2 separate regions of the Homo sapiens genome follow, and region 1 is linked to region 2. The links are chromatin loops, found by intact Hi-C in ENCODE. Cell type or tissue: CD4-positive, alpha-beta T cell. All regions are shown on one strand. Each heading gives the region's core, and the rest is flanking DNA. Links, peaks and the distances in the headings are about the cores only.

The links. Hi-C counts contacts between places; a loop is a spot of excess contacts. Peaks named below come from ENCODE experiments on the same cell type or tissue, not always from the same donor. Only the 100,000 strongest peaks of a DNase experiment are listed, where the experiment ranks them.
Region 1: it touches region 2 in a loop (16-fold over the local background); 3 of 110 quality-filtered maps call a loop at or near these places.

Annotation. Positions count from the first base shown.
Region 1 is chr13:108,893,973-108,896,472 of GRCh38, forward strand. All of the region lies in intron 14 of MYO16 (myosin XVI), which reads left to right. Among named protein-coding and RNA genes, the nearest start is that of MYO16-AS2, 210 kb to the right of the region's middle. In CD4-positive, alpha-beta T cell, for the core only: CTCF peaks have their summits at 1,450 (motif pointing left) and 1,651; a DNase peak (open chromatin) is centred at 1,439.
Region 2 is chr13:107,196,483-107,213,174 of GRCh38, forward strand. It overlaps NALF1 (NALCN channel auxiliary factor 1), which reads right to left. Exons shown (of 3, transcript NM_001080396.3): 2 at 14,102-14,273. Among named protein-coding and RNA genes, the nearest start is that of SNORD31B, 120 kb to the right of the region's middle. In CD4-positive, alpha-beta T cell, for the core only: CTCF peaks have their summits at 9,021 (motif pointing right) and 9,220; a DNase peak (open chromatin) is centred at 9,019.

The DNA.
Region 1 (2,500 bases), core at 1-2,500, 1.7 Mb after region 2:
AGGAAATTTATTTTTTAAAAAAAGGAGGTTTAATTGACTCACAGTTCTGCATGGCTGGGGAAGCCTCAGGAAATTTACAGTCATGGCAGGAGGTGAAGAAGAAAGAAGCAAGGCACATCTTACATGATGGCAGGAGAGAGAGCATGCGCAGGGGAAACTGCCAGTTTTAAACCATAGATCTCATGCGAATGCCTTCACGATCATGAGAGCAGCATGGGGAAAACTGCCCCCATGACTCAATCACCCCCCACCGGGTCTCTCCTTTGACATGTGGGGATTACAATTCGACTCGAGATTTGGGTGGGGAAACAGAGCCAAACCATATCAGTGAGGATGTATTGGGGTGGTCTTCATTGTAGTATTGTGCAGACACTGAGGAGTAGAGAAACTCTTCCTGTGGTTGATAATAATGGCATCATTGTTAAAATTAAAGATTGCCATCTCAGTGGAGTATGGGAAGCCAGAGAACCCAAAATGAAAGGGTTTGGGTGGAAACTAGAAGTTCACACTGTCACAACACACAGTACTCTCCCTGAAGGAGGTTTTGGGAGAAGAGAGAGAAGGAGGAAGATTCAGTTGGTAACATCTAGTAAGTGAGAGAGTGCAGCATTGAGGTCCAGAAATGACTTTTGGTGATTATATGCAGGTCAAACACTTATTCTTACGAGAAGTGACTGAAATCTTTCTGTCAGTCTTACACCTCATTTGGCCCATCTTAAAAGCCTGCATGAGCTCACCTGCCTTTGTCCTGGGCTTCAAGTGCACTTTACCCACTGGGTAGATGGACGGATGGAACCCGATCACCACAGACATGGCTTTGTTCCCCCACAAAGTTTCAGAGCAGCTAAGAGCAGTTAGGAAGGGCTGTTTTGTTTCTAACCCCTGCATTTGAATTTCAAACATTGGAAGCAGGGCATTTTCCATGACATTAAATTTATTGGAACAGAAAAGTCATGTTTCAGGAAGAAACTACCTGGAACCTTCACCAACTCTGGTCCAAATGAATTTCAACTTTAAGAATATTCAATTCCATTGAAATCACTTAAATAAGCATTCACTATGCAATAGCTTTCAGAGAGCAGACTGATGGGTTGATATCGATTGAGTTAATATTTTTTATAGAGGATGCCACAAGTCTTTACTTTCAGAAAATACAGTAGATTAACTCCTACCATAATAGTCCATGACTTATATAGGGACATAAATTTATAGAAAAAATACCATACATTATAAATACAAAAAAAAAGTCAATAAAATTTGAATAAGTAAATATTGAGGAAAATATATATATTTAATTTTCTTCATTTATATTTTTATTTAAATTTTGTTACTGTGCAACGTTGTCATTGTTGTTTTTGAAATCAAGGTGAGCAGCGGAATAATGCCAGTTTTGTTTAGCTCAGTATTTCTCTTAATACATTTATTTAGTGCCACCTATCGGCCAAGTGGCTAATTAAAGATAAAAAACTGGTTATTGCATAGTTTATTTAGCATTTTAATCTTGACTCATGGATGACAACGTACAGTGAAAGAATGCCATGGGGTATTTACATTTTGTTAAGTAGTTGTAGTTTTATATTCGTTTCATGCCTTCTATGTCTTTATTGGTATTTCAGCAGTAATTACTGCATAGTGCAGTGGTTAAGTGTGTGATTCTGAAAGCCAACTCACCTGGGTTCAACTCCCAGCTTCATTGTTGACAACCTTTGAGCCTTGGGAAAACTAATTGGTCTATGTCCTTTTTTCTGTAAAGCAGTGTAAAATATACACTGGTTCCGAGAGTTAACAGAGAACACACATGCACAGACACATCACCCGTTAGAACACTGCCTGGTACATAGTGAGCAGGACGGGAACATTGTCTATTGCTATTCACAAAAGTAAAATTCACTGTTGTTATTTGCTGAATGTTTTCTCTGTGCCAGACGTAAAGCTGAGTGCTTTACACAGCGGACACTGACAAACACTGAAGGAGTTATTCCAGCGTGAGAATTAAGGAAAATGAGGTTTGAGGAATTCAGAGGACCTCCTCAGCGTTACATAATTTCTCATTAGCAGTGTTGGGGTGTGGGGGTAGCTCCTTCTCACTCCCAGGCACATGCATTTAACCATTTCCCTATATTGACTGTTAGGGGAACAAGTTATTAATTACCTGTAATGTCCTTTTTCCAAGAATAATCAAAACATTACTTATCAGACACAACACCAGAATAACTAGAAGCAAAATATTTTTAAAGATTATCCTATTTTTATGACTTTAAAAATAATTGTTTAATGTAATATTATTAATATTTAAAATGTGCTATCATTACCCTCTTATTTTCACCGTATGTATATAACTACATATTTCATATTAGATTATAGGAAAAGATACAAAAACGAAGAGTTACTAAGTACTATTTCATTTTTTTCCCAGAAAACATTGCTATCATCACTGCTATCAATTTACTTTTATCATCTTTAAAATTAGATTATTATATACAGACCTAAACCATAAAGT
Region 2 (16,692 bases), core at 7,676-10,175:
GAATATAACATAGAATATTTTTCAGCCTTAAAAAAGGTAGAGATCCTGCCACTTGCCACAATGTGGATGAACCTAGGGGACATTATGTTAAGTGAAATAAGCCAGACACAGAAATAAAAATATTACATGATGGCACTTACATGTGGAATCTAAAAAACCAAAAAAGTTCAAATATAGAGAGATGATAAAACAGTGGTCTCCATGGTGGGGGAGATGGGGAGATGTAGGTCAAAGGATGCAAAGTAGCAAATATGGAGGATGAACAGGTTGAAGGATCTAATGTAGAACATGAGGACTAATAATAGCGTATTGTATTCAGGATTTTTGTTAAATGAGTAAATTATGGCTGCTCTTGCCACAGGGGTTGGGGGGAGGTGACCAAGTGAGAGGATAGACATGATAAATTTGTTCCACTATTAACCATTCTCCTATATATATGTTTGCTATGGTTTGAATGTGTCCCCTGAATCTCATGTGTTGGAAACTTAATCCTCAAATTTATATGTTGATTGGAGGTGGGGCCTTTGGAAGGGACTTAAGATCACATAAGGTCATCAGAGTGGGGCCCGCTGGTAGAACCTGTGGCTTTGTAAGAAGAGGAAGAGATGCCTGAGCTGGCAGGTATGCTCTTGTGCTCTGGGCAAATGATGTCCTCCACCACACTACAACACAGCTGGAAGACCCTCACTAGAGGTGTCGCTAAACCTTGGACCTCCCAGCCTCCAAAACTGTCAGAAATAAATATCTTTTCTTTATACATTACCTAGTCTTTGGTATTCTGTCATAGCCACATAAAATGGACCAAGACAATGTATCTTATAACATCATATTGTATATCTTAATGTACCCTAAATACGCAAAATACAATTTATTTATTTTTTAAAAAGAGCATAGAAAAGCAATGGACCAAGCTAAGTGGGAAGTCAGATGTGCTGGCTTTTCCTGTGGGCTTTCCTGTGAACTTGGGAAAGCTACTGAATTTCTCTATTCTTCAAATTTATTTATTTGCTAAATTTAATTGTTGAGCTACCGTGTTAGACAAATATGACCAAGAAAGTCCCTGCCTGCTTCTTCATGTGTGGCTGATGTTCCTAGCCGTTCACTGCATCCACTCTCGTGTCTGCATTCTCCCTTCAGGCTGAGGCTAGCAGTCCACAGTAAACAACATGGCACTCACCTGCTGGAGTGGGGCAGCAGCTTGGCCCCTTCCAGCTCTACAGCTCTGTGATTTTACGTGAGGAATTTCTTTAATCATTTGTCCACACTTGCTTTTGTGTGTGTGCGCAAATTGATGGAGCTCTTGATTTTTTAATAAATTTGAAGTTTCCTCATGGAAATTTTTATATCCTTTAAAATGTTATTCATCCCTTTGTGGAAATAATGACGGAAATGAAGGGAGATAGAAACCAATTTTCCTGGTAAGGATTAAGGCTGAGAATTTGAAAGCTGTCCAGAAATTAAATAAAACAGTTATATAAAAGTATTAGTCTATATTTCCTTTCAGAACCTTAAATATGAACCCATAAAATAAGGCTGGGAATGACAGAACAAATATACTTTCAAATGGAAGAAAATTTTCCTAGAGATAGAAAGTTTATCTGGCTAGTTTTGAGATTTTCTTACTCTTTCTTTTTCTTTTTAAATAGGTTTAATTTTTAGTGCAGTTTTAAATTTTCAGCAATATTGAGCAGAAACTACAGAGAGTGGCTTGATTTTTCAGAGGAAAAATTCCCTAACTGCAGTTTCCTGAGCTGATGGGTTTTCAGATTTAGGTCTAAAGTCTTCCAATTATTAAACCATGATTAATGGGACATAGCACACACAGCAGCATTGCAAATTGATTGTGCTTCTAAATTCCTTCAAAAGGAGATTCATAAAATTTACAAAAATAATTTTACTTTACAATTAAAGACTATCTGCAATGTTAATACCCTTTCTTCGTTACTACTCTCTGCGTAATTATCATCCTCTAAATCCTGCTGGCTGAGCTCCCTCGATGCCTTTGTAATTCCTTTTTATTTCTTCCTGTCCTCTAATCCTCCAGAACTTCTGAAGCATGCAGAATTCGCCTTCATACAAGAGTTGGAATTTGTTCTTTGCTTGAACAAATAACATTGAATATGTCTGTTTTACTCCAAAACTTAAAGGCATTGCTCAGCGTATTCCTCTGCTAGGGGAGTCATCACAAAATCCCACATACTAGGGGGCTTAAACAACACAATTCAGCTTCTCTCATTTCTGGGGCTAGATGTCCAAAATCAATGTGTTGGCAGGGTTGGCTCCTTCCGGGGGGTTTTCAGGAAAGCTCTGGTATGGGCCTTTCTTCTTGGCTTGTAGACGATCATCTTCTTCCTACATCTATTCACATTGTTTTATCTCTATGTGTCTATATCCAAATTTCCCCTTTTTATACGCTGTTATGGGAAGAATTGCATACTCCAAAAACGTACCTGTTGAGGCCCTAACTCCCAGTACGCTAACATGTAAATGTATTTCACAATATGTGTGTGTAAGGCCTTCAAAGGGGTGCCATGAGGCTTTTAGGGTGGGTCCTAGTTCAATAGGACAGATGTCATTATTGGGGTGCCATGAGGCTTTTAGGGTGGGTCCTAGTTCAATAGGACAGATGTCATTATTGGGGTGCCATGAGGCTTTTAGGGTGGGTCCTAGTTCAATAGGACAGATGTCATTATTGGACACAGAGAGGAAATTTGGACACACAGAGAGACCCTAAAGATGTGCTGGCATGGAGGCAAGACCATGTGAAGACACAGCGAGAAGGCAGTGTCTACAGGCCAAGGAGAGAGGCCTCAGAAGAAACAAAACCTTGATCTCAGATGTCTAGTCTTCAGAAGGGCGAGAAAATTCATTTTTGTTGCTGAAGCCCTGTAGCATGTGGTATTTTGTCACGGCAGCCCTAGTGGACTAACACATACACTAATTACATTGGACTAGGGCTCATCCTAATGACCCATTTTAACTTGAAGAGCTCCATAACCAAGTTATTTCCATATACGGTCACATTCTGGGGTGCTGGGGGTTAGGATGTCAACATCTGAATTTGGAGAACAGGGGATACAATTGAACACATGACACTGAGTTTGGGGTACCTATTCAAAATGTAAGTTCCATAAGCTTAGATGCCACATCACTTTTCAGCCTTTGTTTTAAGTTCCAGCATTCCAGGTAGCGGAGGTGTGTGGCGGCGGTGTGAACTCCATTCAGCAGAAGCCTCCATACTGCATTGACAGGAGGGTGGGATACAAGGACAAAAAACAGCTTTGACATGAAATACTGAGATGCTTCTTTCTGACTCCCAATGGAGGACACTTTGTTAAAGTGCATCCAACCATCAGCCCCCTTGCCCCTTCACAGCATTGCCACAGACACCCGTGGGCGGGAGCATTGCAGGCTGTGCAGAGCATGGCTGACCTTCGCTGCTTGTCCTGAGTGACACCTCCCACCACAGAGCTTCTTCTTGCTCAAAGGACGGAGTTGCTACTCACTAATGAACTCATCCAATGTTTGCTTATTGAACACAAACAATGTGTCTGGCACTTTTTTGGTGTCCTGTGGACACACCAGAGGACATAAGTTCTTACCTTAACCCAACTCACCAAAACGAGAAGGAGAGAGGAAAGTGTCCTGTGATTAAAATGCAGCCCAGTGAGCACCACAGCAGCAGAAGCACAGGGTGCTCTGGGCACACTTGCTCTAAACTCCCCCTTGGGGGTCAGGGAGGACCTCCTCCTGGGAGCCACAGTTACTTCAGGATTAGCCAGAGGAAGCTTTGACAGACGGGCATCCCAGGCAGTGGGGCTTCACATGCTGGGTGGCTATATCTGGGGTGTTGGGTCCCAAAGAGGAAGTGATGATGAATGAGCTCGGGGGGCGGTGGGAAACAGGTCAAATCAAGCCAGGTTAAGGAGCTTGCAGACTCTCCTAAGGGAATTAGGACTTCGAGCGAGGGGCATGATCTGTGCCAAAAATGGGTTACATGGCAAGCATCTCCCACACGATGAATGCACAGACTCTTTCATCCGTCTCTACTTCTTGGTAGACATTTATTTTACAGTAAAATTCATAAGCTGTGGTAAATGATACAGCAACAAAAATATGCCTTGCAGAACTGCATTTAATAACAGATGGCTAGGAATAACTCAAATGGCCATTAGTCAGGAACTGAGTAAACTGAGTAAATAAACAATAACAAGTCTGTAACCCATGACATCAGTCGCCAGTTGGCTGGAGGAGGTGACTTGATCTTGCCTGTTTTGGGTCTTTTGGATGTTGTGTCATGAGCACCACTTATCAATTCAAACATAAGCATGCACACTTTATTTCAATATTTCGAAAGTATGTAATATCAACTGCTGTAGTCCCGGTGACTTTAGTGCGGCCACAGGACCTGTTCCTACTCATTGGTGGCATCAGACGTAACTCTGAGGTTGAACCTTAAGGACCCTGGAGCTGCGGGGCCAGGGGGACCGAGTGAAAATGAACACTCATCCAGTGAAATTGCCTATTTACCACATCGGCAGACACGCCACTGCAATGAAGAGATGGCGACTGAGAACTATTTTGGCTTTTGTCTCCAGTTCTCAAAAACTGGCCTTTCCATGTGATCCCTTCCAAGGTCTATGATATGTGCATGTACGTTGATATCTATCTATCTATCTATCTATCATCTATCTATCTATCTATCTATCTATCTACCCATCCATAAGTTGATAAGTTGATAGATATCTCTCAATGTATAGGCACATATCATAGGCCTTGGAAGAGATCAGAAGGAAGTTTCTCTAGCTCTTCACAGTTCACAATGAAATGCTACATCTTAAAATTCCCTCTGGGGAGGCCCAGGTGGGCAGATCACGAGGTCAGGAGATCGAGACCAGCCTGGCTAACACGGCGAAATGCCATCTCTACTAAAAATACCAAAAAACCAGCCGGACGTGGTGGCGGGCGCCTGTAGTCCCAGCTACTCGGGAGGCTGAGGCAGGAGAATGGTGTGAACCCGCGAGGGGGAGCTTCCAGTGAGTCGAGATCGTGCCACTGCACTCCAGCCTGGGTGACAGAGCGAAATTCTGTCTCAAAAAAGGAAAAAAAGAAAGAAAAAAAAATGACCTCTATGAGAAGAATTTACTATGCAGCGAGCAACAGGTCCTATCTTGGGACAATTATTTCCCTTGTGATTGAAATTATTTTCATTTCCCTTGCAATGTTTGTTCCCGCGTACTTGAAGGTGGACTTCCTGGGGCTTTCTCAGCCCACTTACACACAAAAAAAGACTAAAACATGGCAAATGTCCCTAAGACAAGCCCAAAAAGACATCTCCCTCACTCCCTCAGGTAATGACATATTCCGTAAAGGAGGAGCTATTAGTGAAGGTTGCCATGAGCCTTACTTTCTGGCAGGAGTGAGTTTCGGTGGCGAGGTCGGCATTTTCAGACTCTCTATGCCTGGGTTCGTCACTCTTTTGACCCCATAAATTGGTTAATAAAGGTACAACATACCATATTTAGGACTGAACCAGTAGTGTCAGATGATAACATAATAACCGGAGAACCATCATCTTAAAATAGCATTCTAGAAGTTTTATTCCTAACTGAACTTTTTATTTTCAAGTTTTCTTCTTGGAGAATTTACACATTTATTCCATCAGTGCTGCTATGCCTAAATTAAATTCACTCTTTCTTTTTTTAATTTGGAATTAACTTTAAAACTAATTTTAAAGTTCTGCTTACAAATTGGTCTTCAGTTTTTAAACCTAAGGTATTTCTTACTTATTACCTACATTATCTGGAAATTTAGCTATTTTGATTGTATCTATATATAAATTGGATATTTGAATGATGTATAAATTATATAAATATATGTTGATATGGTATAGATATTATATATTATATATACAATCTATTATATATTATAAAATAGCTATAACACAAGGATAAGGTGATTTGGATTCATAATAATATTCACACAGACATTTTAGAAACTTTAGCTCTGTTCTTACCCTTTATACTAATTTATTTGTGTGTGTGTGTATTCATCCTAAGAATCTCACTAACCAATCTGACAAAATTAGCCATCTAAGCAAAAAATTTTCCTGAGAACAATGACCTAGACAGTCTTCTTTTCTTTATTTAACCAGAAAAATGTCTATGTTCCAAAGTGCTTGTAACATTCATTTTTAATGTGACGTGTGATGTTGAGAAATCAGGACATGTTTGTTGAACAATGAGATTTGCAATGCAAAGACAGCAGGCTGTGGGCGTGATCACCTTCCGTTAACCTACTGACTGACTTTTTCCAGCTGTACATAGCAAGGAAACAATGGCTTACACATGAATTTCAGGATGGGCTGGCTGGTCGTTTCCTGTTCCACTACAAATGCTGGACTAAGAGCCAGGAAATGTGGAGCTATTCTTGTTTCTGCAATTGCTTGTTTTGAGGGAGTGGTTAATCCTCAAGGCATCAAACTAGATGACTTCAGTAATTTTGGTTTGTCTAAGATTGACTGAATCTATAATTGCACAGGATAATTTCATTGTTCAAATTAGTCCAGTATCCAGAACAGCTACCAAGTGGGCATAAATTCTTACAAAGAATTCGCGAATTCTTCACATCTTCACAAAGATGTCTTACTTGCAGACAAGATAGGTAAATACTCTCATTGAATAAGATTTCACCTGTTCTGGGAAATCTCACTTGGCCATATTCTTCCTAAACTGACATTCCAGAATTCAAATCTTTCCTTTGGCTTCCCGCTTTGACAGCCACTGTGTGGTCAGTAGTTCTAAGTTCACTCAGTCACGTTGAATGCAGGGAAACCTTTGTCACGGGTGTGTGTTATCGCCTCCTGGCTGTAGAGGAGATCACTACATGCTTTGATTCAGCTTCCATCTAAGAAGAGACTCACCAGCTCAGCAGTGCAGGCGCTGGCACTGCCTCTCTGAGGGCAGTGCGCATAGTCTGGCTTGAGCAAAGGGTGACTTTCCTTCCAGAGGGTTCAGAGGGCCTGAAAATATTTGCCAGACACGGTGTCACTTCTGTGCAAGGTCAGCGAGTGACATCTTCCCTCAATGGCATCAAAAAGGACAGCCATCAGGTGCTGTGCTCCATCCCCGTGGTGCCCCCTGACATCGTGATGGGCCCTGACATGGCTCAGGCTGGGCCCTCAGTGGTTCCCTGGGGCAGCTGGCTCAGGACCCACCACTGAAGCACAGACACTTCTCAGGGCTGATTGAACTCCCGTCCCTGCAAGTGCTCCTGGCTTGGTTTTCTCCACTCTCCCTGGTCTGATGCATTTCATTTCTCCTCTTAGACCAGGCAAGGTGTAGCAATGAGAAGCAGAAGGATAACTTGAACTACGTTAGAATTTTCCCCAAAGGCTGTCGAGGTGAGCAAGCTCATGCAGGGCCTGCCCAGTTGTCAGCATGCCTGGAGGCAGAGGGGGGCAGAGGGAGGCAGAGCTCTCCCTGCTCTCCAACAAGTGTCACCCAGGTGAGCTGGAGGCAGAGAGGGGCGCCCACAAGCTCTCCCTGCTCTCCAGGTGAGCTGGAGGCAGAGAGGGGCGCCCACAAGCTCTCCCTGCTCTCCAGGTGAGCTGGAGGCAGAGAGGGGCGCCCACAAGCTCTCCCTGCTCTCCAACGAGCATCACCCAGGTGAGCTGGAGGCAGAGAGGGGCGCCCACAAGCTCTCCCTGCTCTCCAACAAGTGTCACCCAGGTGAGCTGGAGGCAGGTTGTCTTCCTCTCCCCACACAGACAAGCGTAAAACCTCATTCTCCTCTGCAGCTGCGCCTGCCGCTCCGCAAGCACCACCAGGCTGGACTACATGGGGTCCCATCTAGCTCGGGCCTCTGCTGTCAGCAGGCCTGGGCACTGTGTTCTGGCACTGGGCTCAGTACTCTTAGCCACTTGTGGAGGTGAGGCAATGAGACCTTACAGTGGGGGCGATTTTCCAAAATTCATAGCTACTGGCAGAATCCAGACATCCTAATTCCTCCTCTATTCCCTACATACATTCTCTTGCCAAAGGCAAACTTGACCTGCTGGGATCTTTATGAATATAGAATTCAGAAAAAGTAATCTTAAGTAGGAATGATCTGAACTCAAACCTAAAGATATTAACTGAAATAAACCTCAAAAAGTACAATGTTTTAATGGAAGAAGATGTCACGAACATATGAAGTTACTACATTTTACTTGGTTTTATAATCTACTCTCATTTTTTAAATTTTATTCTGGGCATACCATCTCCCTTCCCGTTTCTTTTTTGCCTTAAACTTTGACATATTTATTAAAATATTTTGTATGAGATTAAATGATGCTATAACTACACTGGTCTTTTTATTATTCTGTTTTCAGAGAAAAAAAAACCTGATTTTAAAAAATTAAATGAACATACGCATACGCAGGGGAAAATAAATAAATTGAAACGGCATAAATGTTCAAATTAAAATCTATAGAGGTATTTTTTTTTTCTACTGAAATTTTCCTCTAATGAGAACATCTTTTTTTTTTCTTTTATTATTATACTTTAAGTTTTAGGGTACATGTGCACATTGTGCAGGTTAGTTACATATGTATACATGTGCCACGCTGGTGGAGCTGCACCCACTAACTCGTCATCTAGCATTAGGTATATCTCCCAATGCTATCCCTCCCCCTTTCCCCCCACCCCACAACAGTCCCCAGAGTGTGATGTTCCCCTTCCTGTGTCCATGTGATCTCATTGTTCAATTCCCACCTATGAGAACATCTTTGTCTTTTAAAAATCTTTCTCAACTCACTGGTCATGTGAGGACTGGATTTTTGCAAATGTTTTTTCTTTTGCAGTTGTGAAGTCACTCACAAGTAAACCGTGAGATGCCAAACATTTAAAAAAAAAATCCTTCGAATGTGATCAATATGTAGATCAATGCATTTCCTCCCCTCAGGTTATTCCCTTCCGTTGCCTGCAGGCAGTGAACGTCCTTTCAGACTCTCTGCAGGCGCGCAGAGTCGCCACCAGGGGGCGCCCATCTCCCATTGCAGCCTCAACCGCCTGTCAAGTAAGGAACAACAGCAGCCCACAGTATTTTCCCCAGAGACAGAAACATAACCTTATTCCTGTCACAGCTCAAAAAGAAAGAAAAAGAAAAAAAATGGAATGCAGAATTTACATAGAATTCTTAAAATATGTTTTATCTCCATTGTCAGTAACCCCCAGCAGACCAACTTTTACTTTTATTCCTTCAATAATTTCCCTCTGTAAGAGAGCAGTAAATCATGGCTGGTCTATTTTATCTATCAATCAAATGATAATTTTCTTAATGTTTGTTACCATAGCACCCACAGCCTGTGCTCCTCTGCTGCCTCTGTTTTCTTCAGCTTGGTTCACTGTTAAAGGTAAGCAATCAAGGATTTCTCCAGGGGACTCTGGAATGAGGCGAGGGAGTGTGGAGAGGGAAGCCCACGTAATTACCACGATGACGGGTTGACATCGTAGAATCCAAAAACGACTTCCACCCCCTCACTTTAAAGATGAAGCAACTGAGTTTCTAAAATAGCACTGCATTATGCGAACTGAGCTTGCAAACCCAACAGAACCCACCTTGACAAATTTTAGCTCAATAATGCCTAACATTAAATGACATGTTTCACCCTGACAGCACCTCAGAATTTCTTTCCAATTAATTTTTAAAACATTTCTTTAGTCACGTGTCAGTTTTATTCTTTAATAGAAAAAAATTCAAGAGAAATCTCAGGCAAAGTGTCTTTCCTTTTATCTCCTAAGACAGAATTGGAATTAAACATATGCACGGGGATGCGCTTGTCATCAAGATCCGTGGTTAGAACATTTGGTCATGACCTTCTGTAACATCCTCAATCAAAAGCATTCTATAGTAATGGACATGCATTCTCAGATATTTCATTTTTTAAAGTAAGTTCCTGGCTTACTAAAGGATCATAGGTAGCAGATGATCAAAAATATATACATTTAAAACTTTCAAATTTGGTACATGGTGATGTGAGCACCATAAAGAAATGATGCACGAGATACTGAATTTAGTAAGTGTGACCAAAATGGTAAATAACTCCTGATCATTTACAGAAATTGTTCATTGATTCCAAGGGGTGATATTCCCTTTTTTGTGAATAATAGGAATCCTAGGTATCAGTATATAGCCAATAGGACAATGACAGGAAGAACTTGAGATCTCTAAGATTCTGGGTACAGAGAACGCTAAGAAAAGGAATCACCATGCCACTGGTTTGTCACTAAGGAGAAGCACCTTGAAGAAAACTGATGCTCACATGGACAGTATCTGTCATCAGGCCATGTGCAGTTACGTGCTTACAGAATACTTTTTTTTGAGGTCAATAAGAAAAGTAAGTGAAGAATCCTCGATATCCTAGAGGGAATTCTCCGTCCTTCTGGAAGCTGTGAATTGGATGCAGTTCAAATAGTAGGAAAACCATTATAATTAAATCTGTTGAATTTGAAGGAAACTCCACCTATTCCTTTAATTCTTAGTGAGAAATGATTGCATTTTAACATCTAGAGTGGAAATCAAATGCTTGATGATTTTTTTCAAAAAGAAAAATTGCTGGAGGCAAGAGGAAGGTCACCTTACTTGGTGAATTCTTTTTGATGAAGTTACTGCATTTTACTTGGTTTCATAACCTACTCTCATTTTTTTATTTTATTCTGGGCATACCATCTCCCTTCCCATTTCTTTTTTCCCTTAAACTTTGATATATTTATTAAAATATTTTGTATGAGATTAAATGATGCTATAACTACACTGGTCTTTTTATTATTCTGTTTTCAGAGAAAAAAAACAGAATGTAAATGGCTCACATTTACTTGCAAACTTATTTATAATGTAAACTATTTAAAAATCCGTGTACATTTGTAGGAGACGGACATCCAAAAATGTGCAACTTAAAATCTGGGAACAAATTATATGCACATATGTCTTACTAGTTTCCTTAGACGCATGACAAGCCACTCCACAGTTTAGCCAGTGGTCCTCTGGGAGCTGTCCTCTATTCTAACATCATCCAAGATGAAACCCATTCTGGGGCCCATGTCTGGGACTCTTATAAGCAACGGGCAGGCAGCTGTGATGGACAGGAGTAGAAATCTCCTTGCTCAGGTCCAGCAGTGCACTCTTTCATTTTCTTTTTCATTTGAGACAGGGTCTCGCTATGCTGCCCAGGCTGGAGTGCAGTGGCAGGATCACAGCTCACTGCAATCTCCAGCACCTGAGCTCAAGCAATCCTGTCTCTGCCTTCCAAATAGCTGCGACTACAGGTGCACATAACTGTGTCTGGCTAGTTCTTTTATTTTTAATTTTTTGTAGAGGCAGGGTCTTGCTACGTTGTCCAGACTGTCCTCAAACCCCTGGCTTCAAGCAATTCTCCTATCTCAGCCTACCAAAATTGTGTGGATTACAGGCATGAGCCACTGCATCTGGCCTCAGCAGTGCACTCTTAAGGGACACCTGTAACCGATGATGGGAAATGATGGCTGCTAGTTATCAACATGAATGAGAATTCTTCAAAGAGGCACAGGTCACACCTTAGAAAAGAAGATCAATATGAAAATTATTATCTTTTTCTGTCAGATTGTTTTACAGAACTTCAGGGTGAAATAACCTCAGAATTTATTCCATATATTTTCGAGCAATTTAAACATAAAATGAACATTAACCCAACTGAAAGTGACATAAGAACTACTGTTCTTAGGTTTCCAAATGTTCAGTGATGAGATTATCCTAGGGGGCCTCTCACGGAGATGGCACTTTTCTCTGGATCTGATAAATCTCTCTTTTCCTGCCACTTTTCCTTAATGACGTAGCTATGTCTATGAAGAAGCTGTTTTTACCAAACTCGAAAACAATTAAAACTGCAGACTGGATTCTCTGCCCATGTTGTGAAGTGAGAGATTTAATTCTACCCTGGCATTCTGAATGTGTATGGAGGAAGTGGGTGAACATTCAAACATATATTTCAGATTCACAAATACAGATACATGTAGGAAAAAGAAGATAAACGCAAACACCTCGCCCTTCATTTGGGTTTTTTGTCTACTTTGAGAACTTGGTTCAAAAACTATTGTTCTTCTCTAGGACAAAAGCCAATGTGAGTGTAAATGCATAAACACAACCTGTACATAAAAATCGAATAGCTTCTCTGAAGTCCTCATGTCACAGACACCTCATTGTCCCACAAGAAAAAAAAAATGAAGGCCTTATCTTCATGGTTATTTGTGGAATGTTGTATGCAAAATTCAATATGAATTAATAGCCTGTGTCTGGTGAATTTTGTCTCAAACTCAAAGCAAGAAGATATTGATATCCTCCTTCCCTCCTTCCCTTATTCCTTCTTTCCCTCTTCCCTCCTTCCTCCCCCTCCTCCCCCTCCAGCAGAGAGGAGCTACATAAAAAATGACTTGAGCATCAAGTCAGTAGAATAACACACAGGCCTGTGAAATCATTCTGCATTTCACTTTCTCGTGTGCAACGGCTATGGCTGGTCAATGACATAACTTGCCCTTCTCTCTTATCTGTAATCCTTGCAGCATATCCACATGGGGGAGGGTTTGGCCATTGCACTTTCTAATTTACTAGTGAAGGGGTGGTGCCTCTGAGAGAATGTACAATAGAAACAGGATGAAGGCCAATGCTCCTGACCTTCAGTCACGTGTTCTTTCCACAAGCTTGGGCAGCATAAGAAATACTAATCCAGGCTGGGCACAGTGGCTCACGCCTGTAATTCCAACACTTTTGGGAGGCCAAGGAGGGTGGATCACTTGAGGTCAGGAGTTGGAGACCAGCCTGGCCAACACGGTGAAACACCGTCTCTACTAAAAATACAAAAATTAGCCAGGTGTGGTGGTGCACGCCTGTAATCTCAGCTACTCGGGAGGCTGAGGCATGAGAATCACTTGAACCCCGGAGGCGGAGCTTAAAGTGAGCCGAGATCACACCAGCCTGGGTGACACAGAGCGAGACTCCATCTCAAAAAAAAAAAAAGAAAGAAATACTCATCCAGTTCTTAGGGCGAGCTTTGGCAGACTATCTCTTGATAGCTTATCACTTAGAACACTGTGGCTAATGAATACGTATGTAAATAAGCGATGCTGAAATAATTTGATAAATTCTCATGTTGAGCATCTTAATATGCTACTCTGTTTTAGAGGAGTTTGGCAAGTCTAATGTCAGAAGAGCATTTTCATGTGTCTCTACACATATGATGGTGTTTTATCCTTACACTTGAAAACAAAACGTGCTACAGCTTGAGCCACGTAATTCCAGGGACGCCTTATAGCATTATTGTTATAGAAGAGAATGCAGAGCCACCACTCGGATTATCACACCACCCTGGCAAAGTATCTTGTTCTCACCATTTAATTATCTTTTTATTTTTTAAAAAAAGGCTCTTGCTCTTTATATCTTATTCTGTCTAAATTATGTAATGCTTATAAATATCCAGAAAAGGAGTGCTGATATTGGTGTTTTGCCCAGTCTGACTCATTTGCTGAAAGAAGTAAACATCGTTTAATGGATAGACTTGTTGTGTGGCTCTAATAGACACACACACACACACACGTACAATTTAGGCAGATATTTTTAATGCTCTTAATACTTTTTACAGATAAAGTAACATAAAAATTCTCAGAAAATAAAATAAAAGAAAATAGGCAAGAGAACATAAACTTCTGACTAATTTGAAAAGCATTATTTCACTGGCCTTAGCACATCTCCTGTTCTTATGGAATTCAAAGGCAATGCAGGCTGAATCTAACCTATACTAGGTCACATGTAAGTATATCTAATGATTGCTAATATTTTGCCATCAGATTTCTTCTTTCACACAGTGAATAACTGTGGTCTCAGTTACAGATAGACCATGTGGTACAGAAGCTGAATCATTTCCAGACCTGTTGAGGGGAGCTTTCGGTGCTTCTATTAGTGAAAGTGCGGAAAACTACCAGCCGCATCTTCAAGGTTATATCAGTGAAAGGAAACAGCAAAGCAAACAAACATCACACAAGAAAGCAAAACCACCGGAGACTGGTGTACAGACTCCCACCCGGCACTGTACCTGTACAGATGAAACTGGAGAGGCCTCCGTAGATGACTTCATCATTGTCGGGCAATATAAATGGACACCTCGTCTGAACCTCCAAACAGTATTGCTTGCAAGGAATTGTCTTTCTGCAGTTAAACTGTGTGACTTCAAAATACTGGGAACAGAGCCAGGCTTTGTAGACAATCTGAAAAAAAGAGAAGAATGAAAAATATAGAGGCGTGACAACAGTTACAGTGATAGAGGCACTGTGAGAAGCGTGCAAGCGTGCTGTGGTTTCAAGTGGATCCTAAGAGAGCCCTCATTGTGAGAAAGCGTATTTACACAACGACAGCTGCAAGTGATAAAAACACAGCAACGAAAGTCTCCGCAATAAAAGCAAAACAGTATTTGATTGCATCCCTAATAGAATGTAAAAGGTATTTTGACCTTTAATTTTATGTGGCTTATTTGAAAATCAGTGGATTTAAGCAGGAAGTTAATTTTTCAAAATTCAGCGATATCTAAAGTAAAATAAATAATTGACTCTATTGCTCTTCTGTGCTGTAGTTACTTGCAACGTGGCTGATGAGCCAGTTCCCTCCACACGGAGTCCCACGTCTATGCCTCCATAGGACGCTAGATGGCGCGAAGCACTTTATAAAGATGGCCCAGCAGGGGTTGGGAAACTGCTGTTTAGATCTTGGACTTTGAGAGGCAGAGAACAGGCAGATATGGACATTTACATTCATGACTCACACCAAATGCATTAAAAATCTCACTGTCTGAAAGCCCAGAAACACCCGACATAGAGCAGACATCATATGCTGTGGTGTGGTTGGGAGTAGGAGGGAAGCCTCATCAGAGCCACAGCTTCAACCTTCTGGATGATGTGCAAGCCACATCAATGTTTGCTACGTATTTATGTAATTTCATCAAATGTGAAAGGACTGGGACTTCATTCATCTCTTTGTTTTGGTGGCTATTTGGGAAAACAAACATTGAAAAAATTGCCTTTTTCTGACACGAAGGAATAAGCTGATCTTAAATTCAAATACAACAATGGCAGATGTACCAATTTGCAGTACAGGTTACTGAAATTCAGTTATTCTCCAGGTCCTTGGCACTAATGGCTTTTACTTATCTATTTCTAGGGTTAATATTATCCAAGTAACATTTTGCCGGTTATATTTTACCTAGAAAAATGGAGGCGCAGCAGTTAAAGGTAGCCTAAGAGATTATAAATACCTAATAATAACAAGAATAATAGCTGGTATTTATCAACTTTATACTCTTTTCTAAGTAAGCTGTAAACTTTTTTTTCCATGTGATTCTCAGCATGCACTTTTGACCATAACTATTACTCACATTTTGAACAGGAATAATATTAAGTAATAGTACTATTAGGTAATGGAAATGGAAAATCCAGACTTCAAACCCATGTTCTGTAGGGCTCCAAAGACTGTGTTCCTAATAGTTATCCTATATTTAATCTGAAAACTACTTTTAAAGCACTTATGAAATCACAAGGGAGTTTGCAGATGAACCTAAAATCAGCATGGCCTTCCATGCCCCGGGTCAATATCTATTTGGTAGAAGGAGGATTGTATTTTTTTATTCATAACATTAGGTTGATCAAAATGACGCTTTATTCTGTGATCAAGGTGACTTGGTAGAGGTAAAATGAGATAAATATCAAAGTGAGATACACTTTTAAATGGCCAAAAGTAATTTTTCTTTGCCAGTCATCAATGGCTCACAATCACCATGTAACTTGTTAGTAAAACCTACAAATAATTAGAATTCTTATAGGTCTTTTGAATGAGTCTTCTCGTAACAGTGTACACTGAAAAACTGCACTAGAAGAAAACGTTACAATAGCCGAAGAAACCTCTAAGAATTCTTATGCCAACTGGGAAACGGAGGTGGGCTGTGGCTGTGTGCCCCAGGAGGACAGCAAGAGGCTGCCTCAGGGGGACAGGTGAAGGTGGAGGTGGTGCCGGCAGCAAGAGGCTGGAAGCACCAGCTTCAGAAGAAAAAGTGAAATGATTTCTTAACCAAACCATGGGGAAGTTGAAAACGTTTGTCAAAATGCCATAGACATTGACGTTTGTGTAATATGACATGATACGTAATATGACATGACATTTATTATGTAAACTAAGCTGTAGTATAGGAATGAGCCATGTATCCTCTGATTCCTGGGCTTAATAACCTTTCTCAGGTACTAGAGGAAGCAGGATAGGCTTATACCTGCAGTTCAAAAAATAACATTCCATTATGAGGACAGCTTGCTTTCCGCACATTTCTGGGATTCTAAAGTCTAGAGTTGCCTGTTTTTCTTTAAGGAGTGCCCTATGTAATGCCAGAAAGTGGCTCATGTTTTCATTGGCCAAATTGGGGTCCCCATTCCCACCGCTCCCTCACACGTTGCCTTTCCACCGTTATTCCAGTTAAAATGGGTTCTGAATAGGGAATCGCATCCTGCAGCCATAAAGTCTTAAGAAACAACGTCTCCTCTCTCGCAGACGGTGGGGCGTCCAGTATTGGAGTCTCTTCAGATCTAGCCATCCTCTTTGCAACCACTTTCCTCAGCATTGCCCGATGGGAACATATCCATTTTTATT